Linked DNA regions of Mus musculus: regions 1, 2, 3 and 4 are each linked to region 5. The links are chromatin loops, found by intact Hi-C in ENCODE. Cell type or tissue: left cerebral cortex. All regions are shown on one strand.

Region 1 (5,000 bases), 100 kb after region 5:
CTTCTCTCCTTCTCTTCTTCCTCCCCACCCCCACCTCCTTCAGGGGTGACTCTGTCAATAAAGACCTCTCTAATGAGAACTGTGCTGGCTTGGCATGATCTGTTCATTAATACACCACCTCATCTAACACTGGTTGCATTATTTTTAAAAAGTTTAATTAAAAAAATACTTTATCTTTTGCTACTACTAAGAAATTGAATCTAGGCTCTCGTACATACAAGGGAAGCGCTGTACCACAGAATTACATTTCCCTGCTGCAATGGTTTACCCTTAGGTGCAGCCCAAGGAGTGCTGGGATTGCACATGAGAGGCACCATATTTGTTTGTTTTAAAAGAGAGTTTCTGGGACCAAATTCTGGTTATCAGGCCTCTACCCACTGAACCATCTCCCTGGTCCCTGGTCTTGTATTTCAGACAGATAACTCTCATAGAACTATCGCCATCCCCACCCCCAAAAGGAAACCTTTCCCTTGAAATGTAAAGCCATAATTGTTCGAGCCATGCCAAGCTTTTACAGAGACACACACTAGTTTCTGAGTAGTTGAGGAAAGACACTCTCAGTGAAACAATAGTTTATCTAGAGGTTTGTAAACTGCTCCCAGAACGCTCTTCATTCACACTATCAGTGAAGGAACGGTGTTTCAGGGGCCTTCAGAGAGACACTCAGCAACAAATAGGCAGCTCGGAGAACTGGAAAGATCACAGGAATGTTAGGTTCACAATCGCATCTACCAAACCACAAGGCAAAGGCAACTAGGCATTCGGTCTTTGTAGCTTCCGAGCTGTGAGTGCTTTCAAAGGGTGGTCAGTGAGCCAGAGATCTAAAGACTGGTGACCATACATGGTGAAATGAACAGTACATGTGGATTCTGAGGACACTTCGGAATGGCCATGAGCAATGTTCCTGGTCAGTTACAACCGGCTCTTCCAGCCCTGGGAGTGTTTCAGAAGCACCAGGCCAGCCACATCTCCTTTATTGGCACGCTGAAAAGCACTGTGTGTATTGTTAGGTGGGTCATCTGTCATCTAGAGTGCTGGTCCCTGATCTTGTGTCTAAGGTATGAATATACCAAGATTTAAGAGTTCACTGAAACATGGGGCTGGAGAGGCTGCTCAGCAGTTAAACGCACTTGCTGCTTTTGCAAACGACCCAAGTGCAGTTCCCAGCACCGACGTGGGGCTGCTCCCAATCATTTGTTAACTCTAGTTCCAGGAGATTCGAAACCTTCTTCTGGCCTTTCTGGGCACCGGACTTACATGCAGGCAAAACATCCTTACAGTAAAATGAAAACTAGAAGGAGAGAGGGAAGGGAAGGAGGAGGGAGGGACGGAAAGAGAGAGAGAACACAATCTAATGTGTTTATTAAAAGGTAAAGAGAAGGGAGAATATGTTCTATGGGGGTGTGGTGAGGTATGGGGAAAGGGGGTGTCTCAGTGGGCCCATGCCGAGGCATCCCATTCCCCTGAGGGACCAGCCACAAGACAGTATAGTATAGAATAGAGTTTATTCAGGGCATGGGGAGGGGAGTTAGGAGGGTAGTAGAGGCAGAGAAAGGCAAGAGAGAGGGAGAGAGAGAGAGAGAGAGAGAAGTAGAGGTCAGCCATGAGCATGGGGGGGGTGGGGAAGCGGCGAGGGGACAGAGTGGGAGCAAGAAGGGAAGAACAAGAGAACAAGAGAGAGCAAGAGAGAGAGGAGGGGGCAAACAGTCCCTTTTATAGTGGCTGTTGCCAGGTAACTGTGGGGAGGAGCATACCTGGCTGTTGCCAGGTAACTGTGGGTGGAGCTGAGACAGAAGGCACAATCACATTCATTCATTTCTTAGCTTTAAGGAAGAAGGAAATTGTGACAGGTACAACAGGGATTAAGTACACCAGTCACAAACAGACACTACTCCCAGCATGCTGTTCATTCACACAATCTACGTGAGTCTATTGGGTGACCTGCTCAGATTAATACAAGCAGACAGTAGAAAGGTTTCCAGGGGCTGGGGAAAAAGACCCTTTACTAAATACAGAATTTCAGTCTGGGAAAACAGCTCTAGGGATTGTACAATGGAAATGTACTAAACTCAGGAAATGTGGTTATGATGAAATCAGACACGGTCATCCTAGCACAAGTAGGCCAGCCTGGACTACATCATAAATTCCAGTCTAGGTTAGACCCTATCTTAAAGAAACAAACCAACAAAAAGGAAAATGAGGAAAGAAAGTGCATGGGGTGATGAGCTTTATAGTCTATGTAGGTACCACAAGTCAAAGAGAATTTAAGAAACGTTAGCCACCTCGTGAGATGACGTGTAATAAAGCTCTGGCGATGTGTGTGGCTCTGCTCTCAAAATGCTACACTCTGTTCCAGTGAGAGGAGCCCTGATTGAGCAGTCCGACTGTGACAGGGAACAACTCGAAGCGGAACCTGAATTCAGGGGCCACACCTGTCATGCTGCCTTAGGCTGAAGGGCCAGGCATACTGCCAGGGGTCAGTCGCCACACCCGGAGCTCTAGACAGCCTGAGTGGCAGGCAGTTCATAATGAATTCCTCTATTAGATTCTGTTACAAGCTCCCCTCTGCTTCTCTTTCATGGCAGAAGAGCGTAACCAGTCCCAGTGCCCATGTGCACTTGGCATGGGCTCTGTGGAGCGTCCCACAACAGAGAGTCCTGCTCTTCTGACAGGGACGCTTGCTCTCGGAGCCACTCTACCCACTGGCAGGCCAGACGCCCCAGGACGCCTGCGGGGGAGTTGGGGGGGTCATCAAAAGGAATTGCTGACTCTGACTTTAAAGCCCAAAGTTTCAAAGTGCCCCATGCTTAAGGCAGCCCTGAATGAATTCACGGGTCGTGAGTGCGTCAGGCCTGGCAGCCCGGGAGCTTGGACACATCGCAGTGGTGACCTGGTGCCACTCCAACCCAAACAGATTTGTCACAGCCGCACTGGCTTCCAGCGCAGCCAGAGCGGCATTGTGTCTGACAAACCAGGCCTCTGTCAGGACAAAGGGGGCTCTCAGAACTCGCTCTGCCTTGGCTCCTTCACACCCAGAAAGAGCCAGGGGACCTCTTTTGTCCGCCTGGGGGAAACAAAAGCGATTCATTTCGGCTTCGCACCAGCACTGACTACATTCTTTGCGAGCAGCCAATGCAGGGAGGCCTTGCGGCCAGCTTTCCACAGCCCGGCTTACCCAGAGCCTGCTGAGGGCCAGGGACTATTCTAGGCACGGTCACCCGAGTTAATCCTCCCAACAAAGCTATGGTGAAGGGATTAGCTCCACTGTAGTCATGTGGAAACTGAGGCGGGGAGAGGGGAAGGTCACTCAGCTAGCGACCAATGGCAGAGCCAGAATTGCTATGGCTACTCAGATGACCGAGCCCTAAATTGACTGCGGTTTCCAACATATCCCGTCTACACATCTCATAGGCCTCCTGGAACCTCCATCTGCGGCCACCCTGGCTGGGACCGTCTGCAGTGTTCCTGACACTCTCCGAGCATCCAGGTCAAATGAGTATGCAAGGAGATTGGGATTCATGGAGATTTTTCTAAATTTCTTTCATTATTTTTTTTTTTTTTAAAACGATACAGAGCCTTACTAAGTAGTCTTGGCCGGCCTGAAACTCCATACGGAGATCAAGCAGGCCTTGAACTCAGAGGTCTGTCTGCTTCTGCCTCCAGGGTCCTGGGACTAAGGCATGTGCCACCACACCTTGGAGAAGGGGCTAGAGAGATGACTCCGTGGTTAAGCAGTGCTTAGTGCTGTTCCCCGAGTTCAGTCCCCAGCATCAGTGAAGGCCAGTTCACAACCAACTGTAACCCAACCTCAGGGAATCTGACACTGGGTTCTGTAGGTACCTGCAGTCTCAGTCCCTCTTTCCCAGCTCTCCGTCTCCGTCGTCTCTGTCGTCTCCGACTCCGTCTCCGTCTCCGTGTCACACACACACACACACACATTTTTTTAGGCCATAGTAAATGTCCCAATTCTTTTAAGCCACAGGGGGGAAAAGTCCCTTTTAAATAAAAGGATGTTTATTACATTGTAACAAAACAAAGCAGGCAGAATTTTTAAAACCATCCCACTTACAGATGGGATGGTACATCTGAAGTGTTAATCCTGTGATGGTCAGCCGCTCCTACTGAGCATGCTCCTTCCTGCTTCAGACCCTGATAACCAAATTCGCTCGCACAGTTATACATTGCCCCTTCACTGTCCAGATGCCCCATCAGGCATTTCCAGCCTTGCCTGAAGAAATGTGCCCTCCCTTACTGTTTTCATTATAGCCGGCCAGCACACGCCAGTCTCAAACATGCCTGACAGAAGCAATTGAAAGGAGAAAAAGCTGAGTCTGTCTCACAGTGTCCAAAGCTATCAGCTTTGCGCTGATAGTTTGCGCTGGTTGTTTGGACCTATGTACTGAGTGTCTTGGAGGGAACGCACATCACAGGAGGCCGCCTACCCTATGGACACTGGGAAATGTCCTCTCCATGGGGACGCCTCCAGCGACCTAACTTCCTTTCCACAAGCAAGAATTCCACTGCCTCCTAAGAGTGCTATTGGCTGCCAACCAAAGCTGTACCATGTGAGCCTTGGGGAGACATTTACAGATCAACGGGAACAAAAGTCAGATGAAAGTCTCTGGTACAGCATTGAGTCTGAATTCCTCTCAACAAACGCAGTAGGGGGCACTACTGATTGTCAGCCCCTGACCTCCACACAGCCACCTCTCACCTCACCGACCAGTGTCACATTGACTACTGGTGTTTCACACACCATCTAGACACTAGCTTAGAAAAATCAAGTTTTTGAATCACCCAAGTTTCAGATTCTAGGTTTGTTTTTTGTTTTTTGGTTTTTTTTGAGGCAGGTGATGGGTAACAGTGGCCATTCATTGTCTCTTCAGGTCACTTCCTGGGAGCATCTTAGTTTGGGTTACTATTGCTGTGATGAACACCATCTCCAAAGCAAGTTGGGGAGGAAGGGCTTATTTGGCTTATACATCCATATTACAGTTCAT
Region 2 (5,000 bases), 320 kb after region 5:
ACAGCAACAAATGGCAGGAAGATTTCATTTTGCATCCTCTCTGTTTCACTCTCTTGAAGTATTCAGTCCCCGGGTCCCCCACTCTGGCTTTGAAAGTGACCCTCATTAGCTAGTCTTTCTGAACCAGTGGTATGTTTTTGAAATGTCTCCTAGGAAAACTAATAAGAAATCTAGTATTTACTACATACGGCTTTGAGGGTTTTTGTTTTGTTTTGTTTTGTTTTTTAATTGAGAAGACCACTCCTATTGGCAGAATTGTTGGACGGTGAAAGGCCGAAATAACTCAATCGGCTGTAAATGTCAGGACGGCCGCCCCTGCTGTATTTGGAACATTACTTAAAACCTTCTTACAAGTATGTGTATGTCTAGGTCGTGCCAACATCTCTGGATCATGTCCACCGTCACTGCCTCCCGCCACGACTCCCCAGGATCCCTCCCTCATATCTCCGAGTCCATTCCTTCCTTTCATAATTTTTTAATGAACGTACGTTTTTGAAAACCATCGAGTCCAGCTAGCGCCATCCATGTGTGCACAAGTGTGGGCTCATCCACTGGAGAATGCGGCTCCTCACCAGTGACCATCCTAGAGAAAGCGGCTCTCCCAAGGCAGTAGCTGCTTCACTAGGGGCGGGGCCTCGGGAGCCCCTCCCACCTCTCGCCGGCCTTCTGATCTGGCTCGACCTTGTGCAGATTGAGTGTTCAAGCGTGCAGCAGCCACATCGTGACCGGAGACTCTGCCCTGCGATCTGTCCTTACATCCTTTCCTCCTTGTGTCCCGTTCATGGCTGAGGGCTCGTGGTAGCTTCTTAGCGGCACTGTGAACAGTCAGGCATAGATGCTTCTCTGACTAAGGTTGGGAGCCACGCCAGGCTATGGATAGAAATGTTTAGAAGGCAGTTTGGTAAAGTGATCATGTAGAAAAACAACAGTAACAACAGATACCAGTAGATTCTTCCTGGCCTGTTACATCCCTAGATAAGGATTTTGCCTAGGTCTATAGTATCAAGTATGAACTCCCTCCTGTGGAGCATGCCAGCATCAGTCAGGATTGCTGTTGCTTACCCTGATAGACAGTCTTGTGGCTACACCCCCACTTGATAGTCTTTCCTGACAAGCGCTACTGTAGCAAGTGAGGGTCCAGCACTGAAGTCAGGGCACTGATGTCTTTCTCTGGCTGCAGTCCGCCTTGCCCCTTCAGCACTGTGACAGCAGGGACTTTCCGGGCAGTTTCAGATTGATCTGCGTCCTGTGGAGTTTCTGCAGCACGCTATCGCTGCAGAGCTATTGTAGGTAGGTAGGAGCGGTGACGGGAGCCTGTGCTGCCTTGGGTGTCTCTGAGACCTGTCTGACAGTAACACTCGGGGAGGAGATTCCTGCCTACCACTGAAATTTTCGTTTAGTAATTCATGTCCTTCTGGGAACAGCAATTACAAATGTAGGGTACTTCTGTTCAAACTCTCCCTTGGAAAAAGATTATATTTTCAGTGTGGTTACCAACTAGTGGGGTTTCAGATGGGCTTCTACGAAAATGAGAATGCTGAGAACTAAACGTTTAAGCAGGAATGGGGAGGGGATGGGAGAGGGCTTAGCTTTTGTTTAGTATTCTGTTTATATTACTTCCCCCCCCCCCAGCAAACTTGTACTTGGAATGTTACTTAAAACCTTACAAGTATGTGTATGTCTAGGTCGTGCCAACGTCTCTGGATCACGTCCACCATCACTGCCTCCCACTACGACTCCTTAATGACAAACAGGCAGAGCTCCCATTCTCTTAAGTTTTATTTTCTGTCCGTCGTCCTGTGATGTCATGTAAGTGGAGCACCATGTGTCTTCTGTGGTTTCAAGACACATACCCCATGGTGAGCAGCCTCTGTTGACTTACAGTGCCGTGGGAGGCACCCCTCAGCCAGTGTCAGTGTGGTGCAGTAGCAGTCAACAACTGGACTAACTTCTAGAATGGTGTGTAGTTGCCTCATGCTATCAACATTCCGTTGTGTTTGCTGTGATTATTACAGGCTTAGCCATTTCTGTCATTAGCTGCCTTTCCATCCTAGACTAACAAGAAAGAAATGCTCAGGCACATTTCTTGCCACAGACCAACTAAAGTTCTGTGCACGTCTACATCAGTTGGAAGCTCTTGGGATGGGTTAGTGGGGCAGGGGACGAGGACTGTGTGGTATACTCTGCAGCTTGCAAATGATCATGTTCTGCATAGTCCCATGTAGAAATGAAATTCTTATAGAAGGAACTGGTTTCAAAGAAGATGTTAGCATTTCTGGAATTGACGGGAGCTATCTTCCGCCTGTGAGGCTGAGTTGAGGGCGCTTCAGTGCATTCATGCACTTTCGGCTTTACCTGCTCATACTCTCTCCGTTCTTACTCCATTTTACTCTACATGTACTTTAAATTTAAAGTTTAGGTTAACAGAGTAAGGTCTCATCACGGCCTTTTCACACACAGATGGCTTTCTACTCTAGGCATTGCTTTTTTAAACGTGGAGCTTTGTGGCAGCATATTTCTTATATTTAACATTTCCTAATTTTTTTTATTAAAGCAATGCATCTTAAAAATAGCTGTAATGGGTGTATAAAGTGCCTGTGTATTCAGAGTAATGAAAGCAATGTCCTAAAAATTACAAAGTATTACATAAATAAAATCATTAGGTAGCAGGGGTTCTACATATAGAAATAAGTTGTAGGATATGGAAGGCATTCTAATAGGACATGGTGTGTTGGCGCCACCTGCTGTCTTGTAGGCATAATTTCTTCTTGGTGTACATCTGGATCTGTTTTTTTTTTTGTTTTTGTTTTTTGTTTTCCCCTGAAGCCTTGTCCCATAGCTGGGGCATTGCTGTGGGGACTTTCATTTAGTCTCTGCTGTGTGGAATCTGGGTGTTTGGCTGTTCTAACGACAGTGTCTGTTCCAGGTTAGCCAGTGTTTGGAAGTCTGACTTCAGAGTAGTCCGAGGAATGTTCTTGATAGCTTTAAAACTTACTGATCATGCTACCGTTCACACTTCTTGGTTTAAAACACTCAAATTGATCATGGTGACAAAGACTACTGGATTAAAACGGGCTGAGCGAGGTTATTTCGAGTTTCTTGAGTTCATTTGCTGCCTTTTTCACTTCTCATATTCAGCATTTCTGGGTCCTTCCATATACTTTGGTTTAGAGAAATAATCTCAAATTCTCAGGCTAACCAAACTTCGGTATGTTAACATACAATTTATGTAAGATTTTGTTAGCTTGTTCTAGCCTTTTTAAACCTCAAGGTTAGCTACATTTTGTTTCTTGTGTTTCTTAACACATTTTGTAGTTTTATTCTACATGAAAACTTATTGTTGCTACCTTGGTGTACAGGTCTGCCCAGTATTGAGTGCACAGTAATTATGGGGGAGCTGTGTCTAAAGTTATAGTTGTTATTTTATTGTTTTAGAATTTAACTTCTTAAAAAAAAAAAGATTTGTTTATTTATGAGTACACTGTTGCTGTTCTCAGATACACCAGAAGAGGGCATCAGATCCCATTACGGTTGGGGTTGGTTGCAAGCTACCAAGTGGTTTCTGGGAATTGAACTCAGGACCTATGGAAGAGCAGTTAGTGCTCCTAACTGCTGAGCTATTTCTCCAGCCCCCAGAACTTAATTTCTTTTTTCTTTCTCTCTCTCTCTCTCTCTCTCTCTCTCTCTCTCCTCTCTCTCTCTCTCTTTTTTCTGAGACAGGGTTTCTCTGTGTAGCCTTGGCTATCCTGGAACCCACTTTGTAGACCAGGCTGGCCTCGAACTAAGAAATCCACCTGCCTCTGCCTCCCAAGTGCTGGGATTAAAGGTGTGCGCCACCACTGCCTGGCTAGTGATGTTATTTTTATTCTCCATCTTAGAAAATACATTAGAATGATTTTAACTTTAACTTTGATTGGTCAATGATGATTAATTTCTTAGTAAGATGTGTTTAGGATAATTTTTTTTAATTATTTATTTATTATATCTAAGTACACTGTAGTACACTTCAGACACACCAGAAGTGGGTATCAGATCTCATTACAGATGGTTGTGAGCCACCATGTAGTTGCTGGGATTTGAACTCAGGACCTTCAGAAGAGCAGTCAGTGCTCTTAACTGCTGAGCCATCTCTCCAGCCTGAAAAGTCTATTTTTATGCTAGCTTTAATTATTAAGTATTAAGCGATTATACTTTAACATTGGCTATGTTTTTAAACTTAAGGATTATCTCTGAGTAGAAGGCCTCTATTATTTGTTTTTACATGTGTTTATTTTTATCTTTTTTTAAAATTTATTTTATGTATATGAGTACACCATTGCTCTCTTCAGATACCAGAAGAGGGCATCAGACCCCATTACAGATGGTTGTGAGCCACCATGTGGGAGTTTGGAGTTGAACTCAGTACCTCTGGAAGAGCAGTCAGTGCTCTTAACTGCTGAGCCATCTCTCCAGCCCCCATGCGGCTTCTTTAGTGGGTCTCACTATAGCCTAGGCTGATCTAGAACTTTATGGTCTGTCCGCCTCAATCTTCCAAGTGTTTGGGGCTATAGGTGTGCAGTACTCACCAACAGCATTTATTCACAATGGTCGATGTGTCGAGTCATGTAGTTACGAATACTCTTTTGTAATAAATATGTAGCGAGGAGATGGCACCAAGTTTGCTACATAGACACAAGAACCTGAGTTGTGTTTCCCAGCACCCACATAAAAGCTTAGAGGGTGGAGATGGCCAGATCCAAAACAGTGAGCTCCAGGCTCAGTGACCCTGTCTCAAAGAATAAGGTGGAGAGTGGTGGGGAAACAGGTAGTGTTGATGTCTGTCCTCCCCACGACATGCGCAGGGAGAACATACCTGTGCATACTGCACACATACATACATACCTCCCCCACACGCATACTGTATTCACACATACATACCACAAATACACACATATCAAACACACAATTAAAATATAAAAGTAAAATACTAGCGCACACGATCATTGCTTTTGCATATTGAC
Region 3 (5,000 bases), 310 kb after region 5:
TAGTGACAAAAATAAAGGGCGGGTGGATATTGTATAAAGTTAACAGCTTCCCTTTCTCCACTCACATATAAGTTGAACTTTATTGTTAATCCCACCGCCGCCCCACCCCCTTCCCCGTGATAGTGACGTGTGCTCAGCTGTAGGAAGGCAGAACACCGGGCAGAGATTTCCTTCATGTTGTTTGGAAATGTTTGAAAGTACACTTGGTATATACAACTTTGCAGGTTACTACTACTACTTCCTTCTTCCTTTTTTCTCCTTCTCTTCCTCCTCCTCCTCCTCCCTCTTCTCCTTCTTCTCCTCCTTCCTCCTTCCTCTCTTCTTCTTCTTCTTCTTCTTCTTCTTCTTCTTCTTCTTCTTCCTTCTTCTTCTTCTTCCTTCTTCTTCTTCTTCTTCTTCTTCTCCTCCTCCTCCTCCTCCTCCTCCTCTTCCTCCTTCCTCCTCCCTCCTTCCTCCTTCCTTCTTCCTTCTTCCTTCTTCTTCTTCGCCTTAAAAAATGTCTCCGTTTTATCACAAATTTTCTTTGGAAACATTTTTAGTTGTTGTATAAAAACATCTGGACCCTCCAGCGTTGCCTTCTCTGTTATGTTGCCACGTGTTGATTTCTTTCTCCCGCTCCTTGCCTGCGCTCCCCCCGCCTCCCTGCAGTAATGAGCACTCCAGTCTGTGCACTCCTCTGCGCGTTACCTCAGGATTGCTGCCTTGGGTGAATTCATAGGAGTTGATCTGCTGGCAGAATACAAATGTGTCTTATGGACTTCATCATGTTATGAAGACTGGCAACAGCAGGAACAGGTTCCTTTCAGACCTTACTAGGTCCTGCCATGAGTTTTCATTTCCAGGGTCATTCTTTTTATTGCTATTTTGTTTCCGATAACTGTGCCAGCTGATGGGGAGGTAGAAGTACCATTGACTTAATTTATATTGGGTCTGGAGTTGCCGCAAAAATTTAGAGCCCCCTTGTTCAGTAGACCGCTCTTACTGATTTTTATTTTAATGCATTCTTTAACATGTCTTGGCAAGATTGTTAACTTGTCACACCATGCCTAGGACGTGGGGTGTCCTGTGTGATGTCAGTTTTTAAGGAGATACTCCCTAGAAGTCTCTCAGAGGATGGGGGCTGCATGTCTGACTCTGCATCTACACTGGCAGAGAGCCCAGGAGAGACAAAGGCTTTGTAGTAGGAAGTGAGCTTGCTCAGGGCTCAGAAGAGAGTCCTGGGTGTCTGGAGCAAAGGGCCAGCGATTTAGCCAACATTGAGACCAGAGGCTAAAGGGGCATACACAGAGGGGAGGGTCCAGTGCCTTGCAGGAGCCATGCTAAGGACTTTTGAGGGGAGCTAGGAGAGGAGGCAACTGGCTCTCATGTTCCTTTGTTTGTTTTGTTTCTTAAGATCCTTCTGGCTGCTGGGTTGGAGATGACAGACAAGTGATCCTAGACGCAGGGAGATATGTTAGAAAGCTACTTCTGTTGCCCTGGTGACAAGGTTATACGGATTCATTCACCTCTCCTGCACTTTTAGCTAAACGCACATTGTGACTATCAATAGTCAAGATAACTAACTGCCAGGTTTGCCCCATGGAAAACTAAAGCTTGCCAAATGGAAACACTGTACCCAGAGGATTGCCCAAGTCTAACCAGCTAAACCTGGGCAAAAACCGTTTGCACGTCAATCTCAGAGGCTTATTGTCAGCTGTCGTTGAACATCCCTGTGAGATTAAGCTATAAATGGTATGGTGAATTTAGAAGGATGCCTGTATTCCCGTTTTATATCCGAAGAGCCGAAAGTTGGGACATTTGCAGTACTGAAATAGAAAGGAAAGCACTTGTCAGCTTCTCCCAACCTCAAGCATCATATGAATCACGTCAGAGGTTGAATCTTTCCTAGTCCTGTCGTAACTTCAGCGCACAGTAGATGAGCTCAGGGTTTAATGTGTGCTTTGCTTTGTATTATCTTGACAACCTCATGTATGTATCTGACTCCCCAGGCACAGGGACAGGCCTCTGTACTCCCCGTTGTCACAGGACCCATGTGGTCCCTGTGCTAAGCATCCATTATGCTGAGTTACATGGTGCTCTGCAGACAGAGATGAAGTTTGGGAGAACTTGTGCACACAGGGAGACTGGGGAGGTGCGGCACACTTGGGGGGGGGTACGAGGGCCAGGGTAAGACTCCTCCCACATCGTGTAATCCACTTATTTCATTCCGTGTTGCGGTTCGATAGGAAGCACCTCACCTAGTGAAATGGAATGAAATTGACATTGCAGGGCGCTGTCTTTTGTTTCTATCATGGGACCATCTTGGGAAACGTAGGGCCCTCCTTCGTCTCTCAAAATGAAGAGTTTTAGAGTTCTGTGACATTTGCTTGCTTTTAAGTTGGCATCCAATTCTTGCGCTTTGTAAATTTGAAAAAAAAAATGTAATTTTCAGTAAGGTATTTAAGGTCAATGTAAAATAATTCGGTTCTTGATTCTTTCGTCATGATGATGATGTTTTGATTCGGGACAGTTCTGCCTGGGCTTGGCCTTTCCTCCCTCATCTGGGCATTGCCGCCGTTTTCTCTCACCGGACACACTCTTGTGTAGGATGTGAGGGTCGTTCCCTTAGGTCTCTGCCTTTTCTTCATCTTCCTCTGCTCTGCACAGATGTCCCTAACTCTTCTTGGCCGTCTCTCGAAGGAGCGTGCGCTCTGCCTCCTGGTGGCCTGAGCCCCCTCCACCCCCCACCCCCGGTCCCCCGGTGGGATTGCCCTGGTCTTTTAGTCACCCATGTTCAACAGCCTGGTCAGCTCGTCAGCTCAGACTGTCTTCACTGGCCTCCAGCCTGCTGGTTCTTGAGCCGCAGCACTGGGACACAGCAGGCAGTGAGTGCACAGTCCCCGCAGTTCTATAACTGCCTTGGTGGTCTTCTTTTCGTTTTCTCGGGGCCTTCTCCATTGTCCTCGTTTAGCATCCACAGTTGAGACACTTGATTATTAGCGAGAGAAACTGGTGATGAGCTAGGCTCTAAGACCACTTATCTCCTTCACAGCCGCAGCTTCCTTTACTAAAACCCTCTCTCGCAGCACTCAGCTTAGACAGCATTAGTGGCCGCTAGGGGGCCCTCTTGCTCCTAACAGAGCGCCTCCACACAGTGCCTTCTCTTGTTTATCTTTTCTCAGGATCCCTGCTTCCTCTTCCCCATTAAGGGACCACATCTTGCAGGCTCTACCCAATGAGATGCCCTCTTCCTTTGAAAGCACTGCATGCATTTTTTTTGTTGTGCTTTTAACAAGTTCCTGCCTACCTTCGCTTCTTACCACCCTCTTTGCTTTCTTCATCTCTAAGTTGGGAGCAGTTAATACCCACCTCTGGGCTATTGTGAGGACTAAGTATGTTAATATATGTTTAAAAGACTTTGGCTTGCTGATAGTCCAGCTTTCGGCCTCTGCTTCCCATCGTTGGGGTCACAGATACCCACCACCAACTTCAGCTTTTTCCCTGGGTGCTGGAGGTCAAACAGTCTGTCCCTGTGCTGGTTTTTTTTTTTTTTTTTTTGGTTTTGTTTTGTTTTGTTTTTGTTTTTGTTTTTTTTTAAGTGGGTGCAGGAGATATGAACTCCAGTCCTCTCCTGCTTGTGCAGCAAGCATTATATTGATTGAAATATCTTCCTAGCTCCATTAATACATGTTAAGATTAAAAATCCGCCCCTAAGTACCTCCAGGACGGGGCATGTTTTAATCGTTCTGTGACTAGCCCCATAGAATCTAGCATGGTGTCTTAAACGTAGTTGGCACTTCCTGAAGTACCTTTTGAATCAAATTGAAGTTTATAAAAAAGCCGAGTTATCCAATAACAGCCAAAGTCTTTTAACCATATATTAACTTACTTAGTCTTCACAATAGCCCAGAGATGAGTACTGAAATGTGCGAAGGGTGTTTTGAAATGCGGTCCTTTAAGCCAGCACAAGGCAGTTTCATCAGTCAAAGTGAGGTCACTGAAAAAACTTTCTGGGATCGTTTAACAAAGAGCATGTGGTTTCCTTGTTTAATTATATGGTTTGGATAAAACAAGCCTAATGTCGTTTTAACAAAAATACACATTTTAACCGAAACCATACAAAGATGACGACTATGGAGCCCCTGGATGCCAGAACAGCACATAGTTTTAATACTTGGAGAACATAGTCAATCGTTCGGCGGCCTCTGTTGGAGACAGCCTTCTGCATGCCTATATGCAGAGCACAGCTGCCCAGGAGCAGTGTGGAACTGTCTCCCGGTACAAGGGTTCTCAGCTCCCTCGCATGCTCATGCATTTCGCTAGCAAATTCAACTAGGGTGTTTAAGAAGGGGTGTTGAAGATTAAGGTTTGCTGCTGGCCTCCATGTTAAATCTCGGACGGTTTAAACATATGATGTCAGTTTGGGTATCAGTTTTATTTTCCATGATCTTGATTGAAGGAATGATAGCCATTATCACTGGGGCAAATGATACCCTCATTTCACTTTAGATTATTTTTCATCCGTTCACTGAAGACTTTAAATGGAAAGTTTCTGGAAGCTTTAAAAGTACCTAACGGGTTAAAATAATGCTAATAATTCTTCTCTTGGAGAAGACTTTTATCCTAGTAAGCAAAGCCGGATTGAATGGCCTGAGCTGGTTTTATTCCCCTGGACAATATCAGGTTACAATGTATACCCTCTTCCAGGCTGGAGGTCTTCCATGTGTTTGGAAGTACTGGTAGGAAGCACCAGCAGGGGCTCTGTTTTACCTTGGCTGGGATTCCTGCATGAAGTCCAGGCATATTAACTGGCATGCTTGACAGGGTTGTCTCTCTATAGGAATGCAAGCTCTGTTTTGTCCGGACAGTATTAGCGTATTTTTAGTGGTGAAGTGTCTCAAGTGTTTCTAATTGAAATAAAAAGCAGAAACAGCCAGGAATTCTGAGGTTGGGTTTGAGTAGCTCAAGTGGAGGGAGGGAGAGGATCGAGTGACCGTGATGGGATACTTACGACCCACATT
Region 4 (5,000 bases), 260 kb after region 5:
GCTTCTAGTGTCTATTAGAAAAACTGCTGAAAGAGCATGTCCAATATGCATTTCAGAAAGTGGTGAGTCACTTGCAACAAAAGCTGCTGGGGGTTATGTTCACAGACACAGGTGACTTCCAGATAGTGCAAGACAAAAGATCTTTCTTTCTTTCTTTCTCTCTCTCTCTCTCTCCCCCTTTCTTCCTTCCTTCCTTCCTTCCTTTTTCTTCTTCTTCTCTCTCTCTCTTTTTTGGAAATACAGGTCTCCCTATGTAGCCTGAATGACCTAGAACTTAAGGTCCCCCTGCCTCTACCTCCTCAGAGCTGGGGTTACAAGTTATGCCACCATACCCAGTGAAATGATTAAATTTGTAAAATACTCAAATGGCTTCAGTTGTTTGAAAGTACAGGTATTAACATACTGAGGCACAATGCAGTTTTATGTTTTTCAAAATGACTTATCATAATCTATTACTTCCAGAATTTGTGAGCACATACTTTTTACCTAGCAGAGAATTCTATATTAGGAAGTGGACAGGCTGGTGAAGGCTTGTAATTACAACGCTCCAGAACCTAAAGGCGGGGTACAGTGAGTTGAAGGTTACTCTTCCATCTCTATTGAGACCCTCAACTCATTTAAAAAAATCAAAATAATGTGAATTTCACCTGTTTTGTAGGGGACATGTATGAGGTGGCACGTGTGAGAGTTTGGTACAGACCAGATAAAGGATGCCAAGATGTCAACAGTATATAGGTGACATTCAAACTCTTAATGTACAGAATGAGGGGTGTTAAACTGCTGGTAACAGTTTTTGGTTTTCTGTTTGTTGGGTGTTATCCTTCAGAAACGAAATTGGTGATTTCCCGAGTCAGAGGTCTCTCTTCTGATCAATTTGTATCCCTGAAACCTAAACTAGAACAGAAACAAACCGCTCTCAAACAACCCTTTTCACCTCAGCTTAAAAAATTTCCTGGGTGAGATTTACATTCTTGGTTAGAAGCAAAGCCCTGCTTTGAGAGGTTTTGACATGTAATACTTCGGAGGCAGCTAACAGAAAATTGTCTCCAAGCAAACCTACCTAAATCCATGAAATCTAGTTTTAGTTAAAAAGAAAAAAGGGGGGGGGCACTTTACCAGTCTTTTTGCTTTTCTAGCCCTAAAAGGCATTCTTTACAAATTTCCTTTAAATTCCACTAAAACCAAGCCCTAACCTTTTACCTCTCTAAGGGCCACAGCAAGGACACAAAGACAATAAATGGCTGGAGGGAAGCTCCACCTGTTGGTTGGTTAGCTGGCAGGGCCGGCTAGCTTCTTCCCACCCGATAAGGAAGGACAGCAAGGATCACTCCCTTTTGTAAGAGCCTTCCCTTGGAGGGGCTTGGGAGATTCCCTGCAAACATCCGTGCCACATGCTAGCAGTCTCGACCCTGCCCGTCGAAGGGCGAGGGACCGCGTGGCAACTACCACCGCTCTGCACAAAAGGTACCACTGCTGTGGGGGAAGACACCCGATTCTATCGGGGCATCCCCGGAAGGGGCGAGGGCGGTGCGGGTCGAGGGGGAGGCCAGGTTGCTGCTTGGAGAAGGAGGAGGAGGAGGGTTCCGCCACGCGCCGAGGAAGAAAGCCTGACTCATGTCGTGGCAGCAGCGGAGGGCTCCTGGGAGCTGCAACTCGTGATGCTGCTGTTGCTGAGGAGAAAAGCCTCATTACCCGTTCCGCAGGCCGGGGCGGGGGAGCCACCGCCCCAGGGCGCGCACACCCGAGACCTAGCGCTCCGCACCCGCCTCGCCGCCGGGGTCCGCGTGGGAGACAGCAGCGGACACGCCTAACCTGCGCGCACGCGCGCGGCGTGGTTCCCCCCCCCCCTCCCAGCCCCACCCCAGCCTCTCCACGCGACCCGGATTCGCTCGCTCGCGCGCCCGAGTGCCCCACCCCCCACCGCCCTCCGGCGTCGGCGACTCCGCCGGCCTTCGGTAATTTCCGTGGGAGACGGAGCCGAGAGCTCGGCGCGGACCGAAGACAGGCCACCTCCCCTGGTCAGACCCGGCTTTATGTCTGCAGCGCCGGCGCGCACGCGCAGACGCCATCTTCCCTCCTCTCCTCCACGACCCCTCCCCCCTGCCACCTCCTCCTCCTCCTTCTCCTCGGTCAGAGCTCGACCCTCCTCCTCTCGCGCTGGGGCGCTGGTCCCTCCTCTCTTGATGCCGCGAGAGACCAGGGGATACGGAGCAGCCCGAGAAGAGCACTAGTAACAACCATCACAGCCCCCTCCTCGCCCGACGCCCTCCCACTCCCCCGCCCCGCGCCGCCACCGACCAACCCCACCTCTCATTTCTTTGAACGGCGTCGGCTGCAGCCGCTGCACCAGCCCCGTCTGGCCGCCACCGCCGCGAAAAGGAGCCACCGCCGCCCGCGGCCCCCTCCCTCCCTCTCTCCCTCCCTCCCGGTCGCGGGAGCAGCTCGGTGCCGAACCAGCCGGCGGGCCGAGAAGAGGACGCGAGCTCGCCCCTCCGCTCCCGCGCACGTCCCGCCGCCCGCCGGAGCAGCCCGGGCGCCGGCGCCCTTCCTCTCCGAGGACGTGTGGCGAGCCGAGCGCCTGCCCCGAGGGAGGAAAATGCTCGGGCTCCATGGCTGCCAGTGATGGAGCGGTCCCTGGGCTCCCGCTGCTGCTGCCGCCACCGCCGCCGCCGCCGCGCCCCGGCCGCGCTCCGCGAGGATCCGGCGTCTCTGCGCGCCCGCCCGCGCCTCGTTGCTGGGCTCACCGTACCGGGCGCCCCGCCACCGCCCCGCTCGCAGCCGCGCCGCCCGGGCCCCAGCCGCGGCCAGCCTTTCCTCCCGGAGCAGCCGTCGCGAGCCCAGGGGGTTTGAGAGGGGCCGCGGGCCGTGGGGGGAGGCCCGAGCGGGGCCGGCCGCGCCGGCAGGGGAGGTTGGAGCGACGCTGAGCTCAGGGCTCGCCGGCGGCCGCGGCGCCGGGGGTGGCGAGGGCCGGGGCGACCGCTCGCTCCGCGCTGCCTCGGTGCAGGACGAGCGGAGGGGCTTTTGCAGCGGCCGTCGCCGCGGGAGGAGGGGGTTGAGCTGGCTCCGGAGTTGGCCAAAGAAGGTGGGCATTTCTCGCTTCTCCTCGCCTCCCCCGCCCCCTCCTGGGCTCCCCTCCCTCCCGCCCCGCACCCCACGTGAAGCGGAATATAAAGGGGGGTGTGTGACTGGAGGGGGAAGTGAATGGCGAAGGACTGAAGGGGTCCCCCTTCGGTTCCCCAGCCACCTGGTTCACCCGGTTCATCCTCCCTTCCCGAAGTTAGCCCTCGAAGGCACGAGCAGCCGGCGCCTTCGGCAGAGGAGGAGGAGGAGGAGGGATCGCGTCGGGCGGAGCTTCAGGTCCTGTTCGTCTCTCCGGCTTCTCCATACAAAGATTACGGTGCAGAAGGAAATTGCACTTGCCTCCTCCGCCCCCCGGTACCCAGCACAATGCACCAGCCGCCGGAGTCCACCGCCGCGGCGGCCGCTGCTGCAGACATTAGTGCTAGGAAGATGGCGCACCCGGCAATGTTCCCTCGAAGGGGCAGCGGTGGTGGCAGCGCCTCTGCTCTCAATGCAGCAGGTACGGGCGTCAGTGGTGCTGCTCCATCTTCTGAAGATTTTCCTCCTCCTTCGCTGCTCCAGCCGCCGCCTCCTGCTGCATCTTCCACGCAGGGACCCCAGCCTCCGCCTCCACAAAGCCTGAACCTCCTCTCGCAGGCTCAGCTGCAGGGACAGCCTCTTGCGCCAGGCGGAACTCAGATGAAAAAGAAAAGTGGCTTCCAGATAACTAGCGTTACTCCGGCTCAGATCTCTGCCAGCATCAGCTCCAACAACAGCATCGCGGAGGACACCGAGAGCTACGACGATCTGGATGAGTCGCACACGGAAGATCTCTCCTCTTCCGAGATCCTCGACGTCTCCCTTTCCAGGGCCACTGACTTAGGTGAGCCTGAACGAAGCTCCTCAGAGGAGACTCTGAATAACTTCCAGGAAGCTGAGACACCTGGGGCAGTCTCTCCTAACCAGCCCCACCTTCCTCAGCCTCATTTGCCTCACCTTCCACAACAGAACGTTGTGATCAATGGGAATGCCCATCCCCACCACCTCCATCATCACCATCACCCTCATCATGGGCACCACCTTCACCATGGGCACCATCATTCATCACATGCTGCTGTGGCCGGTCCATCCATTCCCGGAGGGCCACCCTCGAGCCCAGTGTCCAGGAAACTCTCTACAACTGGAAGTTCTGATGGTGGTGTGCCAGTCGCACCTCCTCCTGCAGTACCATCGAGTGGCTTACCAGCATCAGTGATGACGAACATCCGTACTCCAAGTACTACAGGAAGCCTAGGTATAAATTCGGTTACTGGCACGAGCGCTACGAATAATGTTAACATTGCTGCTGTGGGTAGTTTCAGTCCCAGTGTGACGAACAGCGTGCATGGTAATGCTAATATAAATACAAGCAATATCCCTAATGCTGCTAGCATAAGTGGTGGGCCTGGAGTTACCAGTGTTGTTAATTCGAGTATCTTGAGTGGCATGGGCAATGGTACCGTTTCTTCCTCTCCTGTTGCTAACAGTGTCCTTAATGCAGCTGCAGGTATCACTGTGGGAGTGGTTTCCAGTCAGCAGCAGCAGCAGCAGCAGCAGCAACCAACAGTTAACACATCGAGGTTCAGGGTTGTGAAGTTAGACTCTACTTCTGAACCCTTTAAAAAAGGTCGATGGACTTGCACAGAATTCTATGAGAAGGAAAACGCTGTGCCAGCTACAGAAGGCGTGGCCGTCAATAAAGTGGTGGAGACGGTGAAGCAAACCCCCACGGAAGCATCGTCCTCGGAGAGGGAGAGCACTAGTGGGAGTTCTGTGAGCAGTAGTGTGAGCACACTGAGTCACTACACGGAGAGTGTGGGAAGTGGAGAGATGATGGGAGCCCCGGCTGTGGTGGCGCCGCAGCAGCCGCCGCTACCACCAGCGCCTCCAGGTCTTCAAGG
Region 5 (5,000 bases):
TCTGACTTAAACTCATGAACCTTGTTGAGCAATTCCAGGGTGGTGAGAGATCTGCCTTGATGTGATTCTTTTGAAAGCGTGTGTTTTGGGATTCCGAGAAAATGGGCGTGGCTTGTGATCGGGAGCCCTGGGAAGGTTTCCTGGAGCTGAACTGGCCTCAAGGTTGGCTCAGAGTGGAGAGGCTGGCCTGGCAGAGGGACAAGGAGGGCGGAGCATGTAGACTGTTGTGGGGCTGGGAGCAGGCTGTGCCAGGGCACAGTATGGAAAGAGAGGCTTGCCTGGGGTATTTGGAGTTTACAGACAACTAGAAATGGAGACGGACCCAAGTTTCTGGGCTTCAGTGGCACCCTACTTTTAGAGCCAAAGACAGTTTAGTCCTATGCATTGGTGAGACTCAAAAATCGAAGGACATCGCAAGGGCAGGTGTTTGCTAATGGTCACACTTCCACCCACCCAAACCCCCTTTTTAAAAAAGACTCTATAGCTGTCTTCAAATTTGTGAGCCACCGAGCAGTCAGTATTTTTAACCGCTGAGCCATCTCTCCAGCCCCCATACTTCCACCCTTGCTCCCTGAAGTGCTCTTTTGGAAGTCCCCGGTAGATGAAGCTGGGACTCTGGATTAACAAAGTCACTGGAAAAGTCTTCTGGACTCCCTGTCTCTCGGGCCCAAGCAGGGCTGCCTTCTAGGAACCCACGTCGCGTCCCACGTCCCACGTCCCACGTCGCATGAGAGCCAGCCCTAAAGCAAGCACAGGCCTGAGAGCAGTGAGTCTGGGCTGCATTTGACTCCTTTCTTTTCTCCATCTGGCCCTCATGCTCCGCCGGATCCTCCAAAGGAGGAAGCCGCAGGAAGAAGTGAGAAGCAGGCTGCCTGCCTCTGGTGTGGTATTTAACTACTATATCACTAGCTCTTAGTTAGTTTGCTCTCTAAGGAAAGGAGTTTATGATGCTTACTCATTTCCATGGTCTCAGTGTGGCTGTCTCCAACTACCAAAGTGCTGTCCTGAAACAGAGTCAGGAAGAGAAGCCCACAGTAAACATGGAGAACCAGAAGCCAGCAATTACTCCCAAACCTAGAATGGGATAGAGGTCAGAGACTTGTCTATAATCGATTGAATTGCTGTCTGTTCTTTTTACTTAAAGAACCTAGAAGGTTTCTGGTAGTTACTGTCCAGTGGTTAAAACAAAGAAACAAACAAACAAACAACCCCGGGAGTTTCAGTTTTAGGAAGTAGTGAGACAAAAGCAAACTTGTTCGGGAGGGATTGGGAGTGGGGGTGGGGGTGGAGTACCTCTATCATGTGATTTACAGTTAAGATTGAGGGAGGGGGTGCTTTGCTGAACTCAGGAGTCTCCACCCATTCCTGAGGAAATATTGGGTTAATGGCTGCTGGGGGAGGGGAAGATATTTTCCTCAATGGTATAGCCACTGGCCAGGTGCCCATGAACCTGTAAACCTTTTCCCAGTGTTCAGGTAACTATCCCTAAGTATGTTGGTACACACACACACACACACACACACACACACACACACACACACACAGCCTCAACAGAGGAAGAGAACCAGCAGGATCCGGTTTGTCAGGAGGGTATGGGGTGAATATGATCAAAATACATTATGCACGTGTGAAAACGTTACAATGAAACCCATCACTGTACATTTAAATATATAATAACGAAAACTTTTAAAATGTAAACTTTCAGCAGGGCGAGGTGATGCGCGCTGTTGGTCGCAGCACTCCGGAGGCAGGTTTGCATGAGCTACGGGCTAGCTCAGTCTATATAGGGAAACTCTTGTTTTTATTTTTTAAAAGAAAAAGTAAACTTGTATTTGGTTATATCCCATGGATGGCAGCCACCCAACGAATAGGTAGCATTGGTGATTTAGATCCTTGAAACTGTAATATACCTAAATTTATTTATAATATACCTAAAATTATTATCCTGAGACTAAAAATTGGAAGCCAAACATGAAATCTCTGCCTGATCCACTCCCTAAATTCAGAAATAGGATGCAGGGCTCTCTATAGGTGGTAAGGTTAGCTTTGGAGAGTATTCTGGACGTTCCCAAACAGGTGTCGCTCAAAATGACACCTCATGGAAAAAAAAAAAAAAAAGGAAACATCAAAGCTAGTATAGAAGTTGCCGGCGGTGGGTGGACGGGCGAACTTCGGGAAGAGGTTTCTCCTGTGCATAGTAGATATTGCGGTTGTAGCTGCTAGCCTCTTTGTTGGCTGCTCAGATCCCGCGCTCTCCTAGCCAAGGATCTTTTTATCATTGTAGGGCGAACACGGCCAACTTTTTCTATTTCGGAACTGTTGCGCGCCTGCCTCTGGGTGTCACTCGGAAGCCGTAGAAGACCAGCCCCAGGCTCTTCCAAGTTCCCGGGGTCAGGACCGGAGGCAGGCAGGATTTAAGGGGATCCAACATCAACAGAAAGAACTGTGTGACTGAGCATCGTCTCTGTGCGCGGCTCCGATCCACCGAGAAGTGCCAGAGAAGGAAGGCGGCCTCCTGGCCACCGGGTTCCCGGCGTCCTAAAGAGGATTGGTGGCTGGGCACCTGGGTGAGAGCCGCAGCCAGCCTTCTGGCTTGGCGTGACTGCAGCAGTAGAGGTAGCCTGCGTGCCACAGCCGCTTCTATGCAGAGCTCTGGTCCCACGGAGACCAGCAGCATCAGGGGAGAACCGATGCTTTGTCATTGTGGATCCGATGGCGCCACAAAAGATCGGGACCAGAAAACTGCAGAGCGCAGTGTGGGAAAGTGGTTCACGCATGCGCAGAACCAAGTTTACAGTCATGGGTGGAGTCTGCAGATTATGGGAGGAGCGGAGTGAAGAGACTCAATTTGTCTGAGCTCTGTGACACACTTGTCGTCTCCCACATGGTCTAGCGGTTAGGATTCCTGGTTTTCACCCAGGCGGCCCGGGTTCGACTCCCGGTGTGGGAACGCCAATATCTTTTAGAATAAAGACACTAGGTTCACAGAAGACACTGGATTCACACTGCCCTGACTTGAGAAGTGAGTTTTTAGAGTTTATATCCCATTCTCTGAGCCGCAACGCCACAGAAAGAGACTTAAGAGAAACGGCATACAGGGCTAAAGTGATGGCTGGGAAGAAAGAAAACGAGAGATCGCACACCCCTCCCCTGGCATTTGGACTCGACCAAAGAAATCGAACTCTTTGACAGAAAGGGTGCAATTTAGGGGGATTATAGACTCGGAGGCTGCATGAACCTGTCTGAACGAGATTCAGACGTCTCACTTAACTGGGGTTAAAAGGAAAGAGGAAAACGAGATCTACAGACAGGAAATAGATTCAGGGACGGCCCCTCGCTCTTGTTGCTGGAAGACCCGCATAACAACCAAGCTGCACATCTCCTACATATTTGTGAGGAGCCTAGGTCTAGCCTATGCTAGCTCTTTGGTTAGTGGTTCAGTCTCTGCGAGGCCCAAGGATCCACGCTAGTTAACTTTATGTTGGTCTTCCTGTGGAGTTCCCATCCCCTTCCGAGCCCTCGATCCTTCCCCTAAATCTTCCACAAGACTCCCGGGGCTGCATCTGATGTTTGACTGTGGGTTTCTGCATCTGTTTCCATGGGCTGGGGGTGGAGCCTCTCCGTGGACAGCTATGCTAAGCTCCTGTCTGCAACATGACCGTGTGTGGGCGGCCTTGTCTGGCCTCCGTGGGAAAGGATGCGCTAGTCCCGCAGAGACTTGATGTGGGGTAGGGGGGCGGGAAGGGGAGGAACCCAGGGAGACGTCCCCATTCCCAGAGGAGAAGGGGATGGGGGAATGGGCCGGGTGGGGGAGCTGTAGTAGGGGAACTGGGAGGAGAGGGTGGGTCAGGTATTGGGAGGCAAAGTGAATAAATAATTAAATTAATGAAAAAGAAAAGGTCTGAGAGAGGGAAGAAAAAATAGGTTTTCAGAAATATTTAGTAGCAAGGAGATACCAACAATAAAAACACACTTTCTTCTCTAATATATTTGACTGACTGACTGAATGAATGAATGATACCTTCCAACGTTCATGCTTGACTAGAATTGGAAATTTCAGTATTTCGGTGTGGCCAGTGCTGAGATGTCTCACATCCCCACCCCCCCACCCCCCTCTCAAGTCCTTCACCCCTTCACGTGTCCTGACATGCAGATAAGAAACTCTACAAAGGTTAGAGGCCCCATTTCTCTCCACTAGGGTTGAATTTTCTGACCCCGCCCCCTCACCCCCCGCCCCCCCCCCCAGTTTGTTCTAGACTACCAACAACACTGAGAAATGTCTGTAGAAACGACTTGGCCTCCCCAGGTCTGTGAAATCCACTCCATCAAAAATTCTTTCAGATTTTAAGGGAAACAGACGTTAGTCATCCTTCATGAGGACCTAAGGCACAATATATGTGGTAGCTCATACCTGTAAACCCAGAATCAGGGAGGCTATGAGGACTGGCGCCAGTTCTCAGTCAGCCTGGGCTACACAGTGAGGCCTTTTCTCGAAACACACACACACACACACACACAAACACACACACACACACACACACACACACACAAAACAAAAAACAAAAAACCAAACCAAACCGAACCAAAATCTCTAGCAGGACTTCAGAGGAGAAAAGGATCGATTAGCCAGTTCAGCCTTTATTGAACTAGATAGAACAGGGCTGATTGGAAACTGCAGATCCTAACAATAGCAGGTGATATTCATTGAGCACCTGCTATGAGCAAGGATGATTTTACACACTTTATGTTATTACTAGATGGCATTACTTCTGTCAGGGCTCGATTAGGAGATTTGGTGGCACACTCATAGAGCGTTTAATAAAGATCCTGTGTGCCTGTGGGAGCTAGAGGGCAACCTTGGGTGTCTGTCTGTGGGGGGCTAGAGGGCAACCTTGGGTGTAGCTCTTCAGGCTTCGTCCGCCTGGCTTTTGTGAGTTCTGAGGGTTGAACTCGGATCCTTGTACTTTACCAACGGAGCCTTCTCCTCAGCTCCAATATAG

Evidence for each region. Peaks named below come from ENCODE experiments on the same cell type or tissue, not always from the same donor. Only the 100,000 strongest peaks of a DNase experiment are listed, where the experiment ranks them.
Region 1: it touches region 5 in a loop (2.1-fold over the local background); 3 of 42 quality-filtered maps call a loop at or near these places.
Region 2: it touches region 5 in a loop (9-fold over the local background); 29 of 42 quality-filtered maps call a loop at or near these places.
Region 3: a loop joins it to region 5, with 4 times the contacts of the local background. A loop is called at or near these places in 29 of 42 quality-filtered maps.
Region 4: it touches region 5 in a loop (4-fold over the local background); 16 of 42 quality-filtered maps call a loop at or near these places.

The regions. Positions count from the first base shown.
Region 1 is chr14:76,252,251-76,257,250 of GRCm38, forward strand. 2900040C04Rik (RIKEN cDNA 2900040C04 gene) reads left to right here. Exons shown (of 2, transcript NR_152108.1): 2 at 1-80. Among named protein-coding and RNA genes, the nearest start is that of 2900040C04Rik, 3.3 kb to the left of the region's middle. RefSeq lists an enhancer at 1,640-4,962. In left cerebral cortex, a CTCF peak has its summit at 2,996; a DNase peak (open chromatin) is centred at 3,027.
Region 2 is chr14:76,470,862-76,475,861 of GRCm38, forward strand. All of the region lies in intron 1 of Tsc22d1 (TSC22 domain family, member 1), which reads left to right. Among named protein-coding and RNA genes, the nearest start is that of 4930444M15Rik, 47 kb to the right of the region's middle. In left cerebral cortex, CTCF peaks have their summits at 2,740 (motif pointing left) and 3,499 (motif pointing right); DNase peaks (open chromatin) are centred at 1,236 and 2,733.
Region 3 is chr14:76,464,005-76,469,004 of GRCm38, forward strand. All of the region lies in intron 1 of Tsc22d1 (TSC22 domain family, member 1), which reads left to right. Among named protein-coding and RNA genes, the nearest start is that of Tsc22d1, 51 kb to the left of the region's middle. In left cerebral cortex, a CTCF peak has its summit at 3,105 (motif pointing right); a DNase peak (open chromatin) is centred at 3,102.
Region 4 is chr14:76,412,636-76,417,635 of GRCm38, forward strand. It overlaps Tsc22d1 (TSC22 domain family, member 1), which reads left to right and starts at 3,186. Exons shown (of 3, transcript NM_207652.3): 1 at 3,186-5,000. The coding sequence starts at 3,448. In left cerebral cortex, a CTCF peak has its summit at 3,749; DNase peaks (open chromatin) are centred at 2,015, 3,501, 4,313 and 4,860; H3K4me3 peaks cover 3,843 bases; H3K27ac peaks cover 3,378 bases.
Region 5 is chr14:76,149,896-76,154,895 of GRCm38, forward strand. It overlaps n-TEttc6 (a tRNA gene), which reads left to right and starts at 2,879; the gene lies at 2,879-2,950. In left cerebral cortex, a CTCF peak has its summit at 2,335; DNase peaks (open chromatin) are centred at 194, 710, 1,833, 2,404 and 2 more places; H3K4me3 peaks cover 1,810 bases; H3K27ac peaks cover 1,063 bases.